Regions from separate parts of the Homo sapiens genome. Here region 1 is linked to region 2. Evidence: read pairs that join two places in POLR2A ChIA-PET (ENCODE). Cell type or tissue: Panc1. All regions are shown on one strand.

Region 1 (5,000 bases), 130 kb before region 2:
TCACTTCAGATTCAGAACGGCACTCGAAAAGGAAACAATCAACCCTGACAGGGAAACAACAGCACTGAAAGATCAGGACTCTCAGGAGAGAAGGTTAAGGACGGAACAAATACTGACTAAGTGGCCTTTAGTTTGCCACAGTTTCTATCAGTCAAGGAAAAAAAGACATGGTTGACAATAGCCAGGACAGACTACTTAAGAGCTAAAAGGTCATAGAGAACCCCAGCTAGGAGAAATCTTAGGAAATAATTTACGTCTTCTAATTTGAGTATTCAAATACCGAGATTTAGAGAAGCTAAAGAAACTTATCCAATGTAATAGAGCAGCTAGAACATATCAGAGGCTGGGTTTAAACCCAAATATTCTGTCTCCAAAGAGCATCTGCAGTGGGAAAGTTTGATTACACAAGCTTATAACTCTATTGCTAGATTATAACTAGATGGGGTAGGTAAAAGGCAATGGAATAGGGCACAGAAGTAAACAATTTCTCTGCCAAGAAAGTTCGCAACCATGGCACTGAAAATTAGCACAGAAGATAAATGGCCCCAACCTTGCATTCCAGGTCACATTTGATAACAATTGTTCCACGTGGCAAAGTAACCAAGAAAATGTGAATTCTCTCTGGACCTCAGTTTCTGCAGATTTAAAATAATAAGCAACTAATGATGACCTTCAAAATCTCCTCCCACAACTTCTTATGATCCACAATGTTATGGCTAGTCTGTGGAGTGTGCAGTGCTGGCAAAAAAACGGGCTCCTTAGCAGGTTTCTTCTAAGTCCTTGATTCTTATAGACTGCTTTTCTGTTCAAGGCCAAGAGAAAACAGGCAACAATAGCCTGCACCTCTTTGAGTTCAGTAAATCTGCTTCTAAAGGTGGAAATCTGGATTTGTAAAGGTGAGACGCTAAGTGCCTAATTCATAAAGATTTTGCCCCTCACCCAGGAAAAAGTGACGATAGGAAAAATCACCAATATGATCTCTAATGAGACCTAGCAATCTCTTTAACGGTTATCTAGCATCTTCTATTTCTAAACCTACCAATAACTGTGTAAGTCTGCAAGTTAACTGCAGCTCACTTAGCTGTGTTTCCCTGACAGCTTGTTCAAACTTGTATTAAAACATGTAAACACTCCATTTTAGATATCCATTTACAAGTGTGTCATGACCATTAGTCAGGCCATGAGATTTTGCTACCACTTTAGGATGTTCTAATTATCTTAATTTTTTAATGATTCTGTTTGTATTTTTCTGTTTTTGAATATTTATTTTGATATCTCAATAAAATAAGGAAGATTTTAAAAGCAATTTTAGTTATAACTTGAAAAAGTAGAAATTCTTAATTTTTCCTTCAATGAATATGAGTCTACTATTGATGAACGTTAAGACATATTTACATCTGATAACACTGCTTGTGACTGTGAACCAATGTTGATTCAGGCCACATAATCTGCTAAGAGTAATCATAGCAACAAGATGGGGAGTTAGAGATTATACTTCAGCCTTTTGAACATCATATTGTTCACAAAACTGTCAACTGTGTTGTTTGTATCCTACATCAGAACTACTATAAATTAGCTTAGAGCTTTTGAATTGAGTTTGGACATTATAATTTATTTATTTGTTTATTTTTATTATTATTATTATCATTATTATTATTTAGAGACAAGGTCTCACTCTGTTGCCCAAGCTGTAGTGCAGTGGTACCATCATGGCTCACTGAAGCCTGCAACTCCTAGACTCAAGTATTTCTCCCACCTCAGCCTCTCCAAAGTAGTCGGGACTATAGGTGTGCCACAATGTCTGGCAAATTTTTTAATTTTTTTTGTAAAGACAGGGTCTCACTAGTCTCGAACTCCTGGGCTCAAGCGGTGCTCTCACCCTGGCCTCCCAAACTGCTGAGATTAAAGTCATCACACCTGGCCTGTAATTTAAATTACTATTATTGAATTAATATTTTATTGTTATTGTAAATTAAAGTTTCCAGTTTAATCTCCGATTCTCTAATTACATATCATCTTAAATATCTATTAAGAAAAAGCTCAGCTGGGAGCAGTGGCTCACACATATAATCCTAGCACTTTGGGAGGAGACCCTGGATTGCTTGAGGCCTGGAGTTCGAGATCAGCCTGCGCAACACAACAAGATGTGTCTCTGGAAAAAAAAAATAATAATAATTTCTAAAAAACATTAGCTGGGAATGGTGGCTCGCCTCTCTAATCCCAGCTACTCGGGAGGCTGAGGTGGAAGGATCACTTGAGACCAGGGGTTCAAGGTTACAGTGAGCCACGATCATGCCACTGCACTCCAGCCTGGGCAATAGAATGAGACCCTGTCTCTAAATAAGTTTTTAAAAATCAACTTTATTCTAAAGCAAAATATAAGTATATTGCTAAATTTAAAATTTTTAATCCACAAATAATAGAAAAATAAAGTGGTACCAGAGATATAAATTATCAACCTTCAAGGACCATGAGATACAGTTTTAGAAAACAAAGAAATCCAACTTCATGCATTATATACTCTGAAATATAATTTTTATTTAACTCTAATTCCAAGAGCCTAGAGAAATTATTTCTCAGTATTTGAAATGGTATGAAAAACAGGCAAGCTTCTCACTAGTTTTTGTAAGAGAGGCTAGTTTTGCAATTTCACATTTAATAGCAAAACGATTGGAAGCATTTTCAACTGGGGACCTTTTTCTTAAGTCATGTTGGAAGTTGTTCCACTTTTATTTCAAGATTTTGAAACAGAGACAAAATCTGGTTAAGCATTAACCAATGGCAACACAGTAAAAATGAACCAGGCTGTTTCAAATCAGTTTCAGAATCACATCTATGGACATTATCCCTTTTAAGTTTCCCTTGATGAGAGAACTGTTGTAGTAGCTTCTGTATTTTTATCAATTATTGACCACTGTGTAAAAATATAAAATAAAATACATGAAAAATATACTCAGCTAATGTTCTGGGGAAATAAAACACAAATACATACACACACACACACACACACACACACACACACTTTAGATATTTTTAAAGAAGTAGCAAAGGACCCAACATTCACCAATACAGAAGTTTAACATCCTTGAAGTGTGAAATTGTTAATGAAGACATTTTATCTAATGTGGAGCTCAAGATGAAGCTTACCCACCATCTGTGAGTTCATTTGTACATGTCCAATGACAAGGAACTCATTACCTTACAAGACAGCCCCTTCCATGGCAGAAAAGTTATGACTGCTAGAAAGTTTTCTGCAGCTGAAGCCTGTATTCCCATAAGTACCACCTATTGGTCCTACCTGTGCCCTCTAGAATCACAAAACCTCTAATACATAGCAGACCTTTATATATTTCAGGTAATTTATTTGTTTCCCACTCAGTTTACATCTTTATGTGTTTCAGCTTTAATCAGTCTAGTTCTTCCCCTCTTTAAAAAGTAGCCTTACGACTTTATAACCAAATATTAAAGATAAATTTTTAAGTCTCAAACCAGTAGCTTTCAAACTTTTCCTTAGCAAAATAAATGGTTTCTTCATGCCAAATCATAAACAAAACCCCAAGTATAAATAGAAAAATTAATAAAACCATTACAGGGGCATTTAAATCATCACACTTTGGCAAAACATACTTTAATTTGGGGGAAGCATAAAATGCATTATTGCCCTAGTATCTCCAGTATGCTATAAGCCAGACTGGAAACCCACTGGTCTAAAATATTACAATACTGTGAGTGAAGAAAAAAACAAAATTGGTATCTACTTTATCTATATATTCCTAGGACCTAATACACAGTATATCCCATCATCAGATCTCAGCAAGTGATTGTTATATAAAAGAGAAGGTAAACTTAAACCCATGAAAATACTAAGACTTAAGCTCTGGTTTCGAATCGTTTTAATTCACATTTCAAACACTGTTCTTGAAGGCTCTGTATAATTAGGATGACCATACATCTCCAATTTATACCTGCTGTTCTGGTGTAATTATTAACAGTGCCCCTTTGCAAAAGTGTCCCAGTTTTGACGATAACTCATATAATCACCTACTGAAAACACTGTGTTAATGAGGTTTTGGTCGTTTAGTCCAAGTGAATCCTGAATACAGTCAAGTCCTCTCCCAGAAGTTCCATATGGCTAAAGCCCTCCCATACTTTTGGTTCATTACTGGCGTGGATAAGAGGCCACAGCAATTAGCAACGGGAAGTAGAGGAGGCTTTGGGGGCTTCCCTGCTTTAGGAGCATGTGCTCTTAAGAAGGAAAGAAGGTACTAAAATGAATCTTCGGGAGAAAAGCAAGATATAGCAGAAACCTAGCAGAAACTATTATCAACTAACCTATTCACTCAGCCTCTTTCTCCTGAAGCAAAAATGTCACTTTTTCTTAAAATAAAAATAAAAATAAATCAAGAGTGTTTACTTCAATTATATCTTTAACACCTGACCCCACACATACGAGATTATCAGTGATTTTATAATATATACTTGGTTACAAGTACTAGAAGGACAATATGTTGCCTGATTCTTAATTTGGAGCAGGAAAAAAAAAAATGTGTCTAAAATACATCCAAATGCACTCACTAGGGTACAATGTAAAGGTGGAAGGGATTACTAACAACTATTTCACATTTCTAAATTGGGGTTACACAGAGTTGAGGGAAAAGTCAGAAGAATTCAGTGAAGGCTCAACATTTCGGAATGTTTCAAGGTGGTTCTTTTATGGCCTATTAATTCCACGTGCAGTTGCCTTGTGTCTGGGTGGGTTTTGTTACTGCAGTGGCCTCCCATCTATTCCAGGACCACCTCCTTTTTCAATCAAGGTTGCCTTATAAATGCACCTCAGTATCTGGCCAGGATGGTCCCAGTTGCTCATTCTGCTTGTTTTGGAAATTTCTTTTACCTATTTTGCCTGTTTATTGTCAAGACAATTTAGAAATTTTTGGTTAAAATTCAAGAATAACTGACCTGTGAGTTGTACTGTGATTGCATGAAATGTAGGGAAAACA
Region 2 (5,000 bases):
AGCTAGTCACTGTTAAACCCTTTACAAATATTAACTTATTTAATTCTCACAATGACCCTATTCCTATTCCACAAATGAGGAAAGTGAGGAGCAGGGAGGTGCAGCAACCTCCCGGGGAAAGTGTTGCTTGGTGCTGGAGCAGCCTGGCTGCAAGGTGTGGCTCATAACAACTACCTTACTGTATCTCCACAGCCTATCAATGTCTGGGAGGACAGATCATAGAAAGCCTTAAATGCCAGATGGAGGAGTCCACGCTCTCTTCCATATGCAAAAGGAAGCAACTGAAGGTTTTGAGAGAGAAAATAATAGGGTTGGATTTAGGGAAGATGAATAATTTGGCATTTGTGTTGAAGTCTGACTGGAGCTGGTGAATGGATTAGCGCTTAAGTGATGAATCAACTCCAACATCACCCGCTACCCTCTGCCCCATCATACCCTCATAAATCACTGTGTCATTGTTATGTACATAGTCCAACAGGATATCCAGTAATTTTTCTGTGTACACTCAGACTCTGAAATTTGATTTGTATATTGGAATAGTTTGTTCCCATCTGATTTCCGGGCCGAGGATTCCATGGAGGGATGGCATGGCTGCAGTCAGCAGTGAATGGCCTCTTAGTCTAGCCGGAACACTCCAAGAGGCAGCATTGTACATGTACTGAATAGTCACAAAAATAGCTCAGCTAAAGGACACAGAAAAAAAAAAACTGCACTCTTTGGAGCTGACGTATTTTTCCTTTTCTCCCTCTGCCACTGTTTCTATGACCTAGTAAGGAGGCATCACTGTAGAATGGAAAAAGCACTGAACGAAAATTCAGGAGACCTGGGTTCGAGCACAGATTACCACTTTTTTTTTTTTAACATGATTTCAGACAAGTTCTAGATTTCAGTTTTCCTATCTGTAAAATGAGAGACTGATTCTTAACTCGAGTGATTTTTTTTCCCCGTGTGTGTGTGTGAGACAGAGAGAGAAAGACAGAGAGAGGAGAGAGGAGAGAGAGAAAGAAGAGGAGAAAGAGAACTGAGATAGAGTGAGAGACAGAGAAGAGAGAGAGACAAGAGAGAGAGAGAGATGAGGGGGTGTCAAAAATATACAAGTGCATTTGGGGTGAGATAAGTTTATTTTAAATCTTGAATCCTTTAAAAACGTTACATAAAATAGAGCTGAGAACTAGGTTACAGAGGGTGAGTTAAGATTTTAAAACTTGAGGTCTGATAGCAAAATGGACTTCTACAAATAAAATGTCACAGTAGTTAGCTGTAAGGGGTGGGATTACAGGTACAATCCTTTTCATTTTATAGTTTCCTGTATATTGAAAACCTATACATGAGTACATATTACTTTCACTGTTAAAAAAAAAAACACTATTTTCAATATCTATTTTATTATTAAGAATTTTAAGACTACCCATAATCGTGCTTGGTAGGGAATATCGGTAGAGTCAAGCAGCTCGTTGGCAATGTGAGATGCAGTCTCCTCATTTTTGTAAAGGAAAGGCAGGCTGGAGACCATCATCATCAACTCTGCACTGCCTCAAACCCCTTCGGGGTATATACCCTGGCTTCTAGATGTGTCCTCTTCCCACCAGCCTGGGAGAGAGCCGAATCCCATGCATTCGTCAACCCCAGCATGTAGCACAGTGCCTGCCACATCCTAAATACTTAGGCAACAGTTTCTAACTTAAGAAACAACCTTTCTAAGAACCACTACAGTAGGAAATGAAGATAATATTCAGTTATATCTAACGAACTGTGGTGCTTTTGTCTTTGTTTTATAGACAGAGTTGCACTCTGTGACCCAAGCTGAAGTGCAATGGCACCGTTCTAGCTCACTGCAGCCTTAAACTCCTGGGTTCAAGCGATCCTCCCACCTCCTCAGCCTCCTGAGTGGGTAGGACTACAGATATGTGCCACCACATCTAGCTAATATATATTTTTTTTTTTTTTGGAGAGACAGGGTCTCACTGTGTTGCCCAGGCTGGTCTCAAACCTTTGACCTCAAGCAATTCTCCTACCTTGGTCTCCCAAACTGCTGGAATTACAGGCATGAGCCACCATGTCCGGTCCCAAGAATTGTTTTTCCTTTTTTCATCATGAAGCTATATATGATTTAAATATAACAGTCACTTCTTTAAAAATTAGACTTTGAGTCTGAGCGAAAATCTATAGCTATTTAAAAGATGACAAATATCTGTATGTTGATTGACTTAAAATTTTTTCAAGGCATATTGCTGAGTGAAAAAAATAAATGATAGCACCTGCAGTAATTTACGTAAATTGTAAATGCCGTCATTCACATAAAAGTTGCATGTGTGTATGTGTGTGTGTGTGTCTGTGTAGAGAGAAAGAGAGACTCTAAAAAAGGTATTTTCCAAAACTTTAACAAGGATTATCACTACAGAATAGTCCCAGCTACTTAGAAGGCTGAGGTGGGAGGGTTGATTGAGCCCAGAAGTTCGCAGCTACAGTGAGCCATAATCGTGCTGCTGCATTCCAGCCTGGATGACAAAGGGAGATGCTGTCTCAAAAACAAACAATCTAGTAAGATTATTGTTTTCCTATTTGTACTTTTCTGCCTTGTTCAAATTGTCTTTAGTGCTCAGAAACATTTCTTTTTTTAACATGGAGTCTCGCTCTGTGGCCCAGGCTGGAGTGCAGTGACACTATCTCAGCTCACTGCAACCTCCGCCTCCCGGGTTCAAGGGATTCTCCTGACAGCCTCCTGAGTAGCTGGGACTACGGGATTCTCCTGACTCAGCCTCCTGAGTAGCTGGGACTACAGGCATGCACCACCACGCCCTGCTAATTTTTTTGTATTTTTAGTAGAGACAGGGTTTCACCAAGTTGGTCAGGCTGCTCTCAAACTCCTGACCTCAAACCATCTGCCCGCCTCAGCCTCCCAAAGTGCTGGGATTACAGGCGTGAACCACCGCGCCCAGCCCAGAAACACTTTCTTTTTAAACTTCGGTTCCTCTGATTTCATCTGGGATGGAGCTGTTCTCAAACAGCTGTTGTTGAGTCACAGTTGCCTTAAAAAACAACAACCAAGCATTGTGTAAATATAAGGTGCTCAATCGTTATGCAGCCATGAGGTCCTTCTTGGGGCTATAGCAATAGTGACAATTTCTATCTTGGTTTCTATCAGTGACAATAGTGACAATTTCTATCAGTGACAATGGTGATTAATAATAATAATAATAATAAACAGCCCACTTACTGGTCATACTGGCCTTGCCATAAGTCATTAAAAAAACAGAGGCAAATTCCTTTCTCCAAGCTCCAAGCACAAGACACCCCACATTATCGTTTTTGTTAAATAGGACAGGTTTCATTAATAATAGGTGGAAGTGGCCAGGCACAGTGGCTCACGCCTCTAATCCCAGCACTTTGTGAGGCCAAGGCAGGCGGATCACTTGAGGTCAAGAGTTCAAGACCAGTCTGGCCAACATGGTGAAACCCTGTCTCTACCAAAAATACAAAAATTAGCCGGACTTGGTGGTGGTGCATGCCTGTAATCCTAGCTACTTGGGAGGCTAAGGCAGGAGAATCGCTTGAACCTGGGAGGCAGGGGTTGCAGTCAGCCGAGATCGTGCCACTGCCTGGGTGACAGAAAGAGACTCTGCCTTAAAAATAAATAAATAAATAAATAAAATAAGAATAATAAATAGGTGAAAGTGATAGTGTTGATTTTTATTTTCTTCTTTAACCCTGTTTACAGTTTCTGAATTTTCTATGAGAATATATTGCCTTTATATTAAAAAAAAAAGAAGGTCATTTAAAGACATGTAAACAACCACCACCATAAATAAGCCAGGCTCTCCTTTCACTGAGTTTAAACATGAGCCTTCCTTACCAGTGAGCCTGCAGGGGATATTCTGTAACTAGGTCACCGGATTTTACGCCATCACAGTAGTCCTCTCCAAATGTTCACCAAAGCTACCAATAGCTCAAGAGATTAGCTTTGGACAACTGCTGAATTGAACAAAGTAACACATACACTGGGGGAAAAATAATTTAGGAAATGCCTACAATATTCTTGGCACAGCAGTAGATATCAAAATTAAGAAGAGGCTGCCCCACCCTGCAGAAGCTTACAGTAGTAGAAGGGGAGAAATTATATACATGCATAAATAAGAATACCTTGAGGTACAATGTGAGAAGTTCTACAAGTGTTCCTGCTCAATGCAGTGTGGAAGTTCTAGGAAAGGAAAGATTATTTCTAGCTGCTGGAAGGACAAACAGCTTCAGGACAGAGTTAATGTCTCAGCAGGATCGGGCAGATCCCACACCAGGGTATAGTTCATCTGGCTGGTGCCCAAGAATGGTAAAGAGTGGCCTTAATTAGAGCAAGAGAGACTGGTGTCAGGTGTGGGGTGAACACTCAATGTCATGCTGGGGAATTTGGGTGTATTTCCACAGAAGCAAGGCAAATGTCTCTGGATGCACTCTGGGAGCCACGGTGATTATCTCCATGGAAGCCATTCTTTTATATGCAATAGTAAATTAAATTAGCAAACAAAAATCAAAGAGACTACAAATATTCAAGCTAGTATAAACAAGCCATAGTATGTTCTGGAGTAAAATTATTAGATGTGATTGTGAATACCCCATAACTAGAAAATACACCCCTTCTGTGTTGAAAATCTGGTGAGGGGAAGAGATTACAAGGGAAGACAGCAAAAGCCACAGCACTGACTTTTGGTTGCTCCCAATAATCCAATCCAAAGTGGTTAATTCCTCTTCTCTGGGGCCACTAAATTCAGCATCTGTGTCCATCCCTGTAACACCCTCTCCACAGCCTAAGACATCTCAAAAAAATATAAATGTTCTCAGTGAATAAATCCCACCCTTCAATGGAATGGTAACATCATAAGATTGAGGGTTCATAGAGTCAGAAAAAAAGTATACTGTACCAACAAAATAATGAAAAGTGGACTTTCTGCCCCCTAATGCGGTGATCGTCTTCTCTAGACGAATCTTAGAATCCCTTCAGTACTTAC

The links. ChIA-PET counts read pairs that join two places held together with the same protein. Peaks named below come from ENCODE experiments on the same cell type or tissue, not always from the same donor. Only the 100,000 strongest peaks of a DNase experiment are listed, where the experiment ranks them.
Region 1: POLR2A ChIA-PET joins it to region 2 with 5 read pairs; 3 of 35 experiments call an interaction of 5 or more read pairs at or near these places.

Annotation. Positions count from the first base shown.
Region 1 is chr3:188,392,574-188,397,573 of GRCh38, reverse strand. All of the region lies in intron 3 of LPP (LIM domain containing preferred translocation partner in lipoma), which reads right to left. Among named protein-coding and RNA genes, the nearest start is that of LPP-AS1, 170 kb to the left of the region's middle. In Panc1, no CTCF peak of the experiment used is centred here; no DNase peak of the experiment used is centred here.
Region 2 is chr3:188,258,692-188,263,691 of GRCh38, reverse strand. The region is part of intron 2 of LPP (LIM domain containing preferred translocation partner in lipoma); the gene reads right to left. Among named protein-coding and RNA genes, the nearest start is that of FLJ42393, 83 kb to the right of the region's middle. In Panc1, no CTCF peak of the experiment used is centred here; a DNase peak (open chromatin) is centred at 451; H3K4me3 peaks cover 1,300 bases; H3K27ac peaks cover 4,592 bases.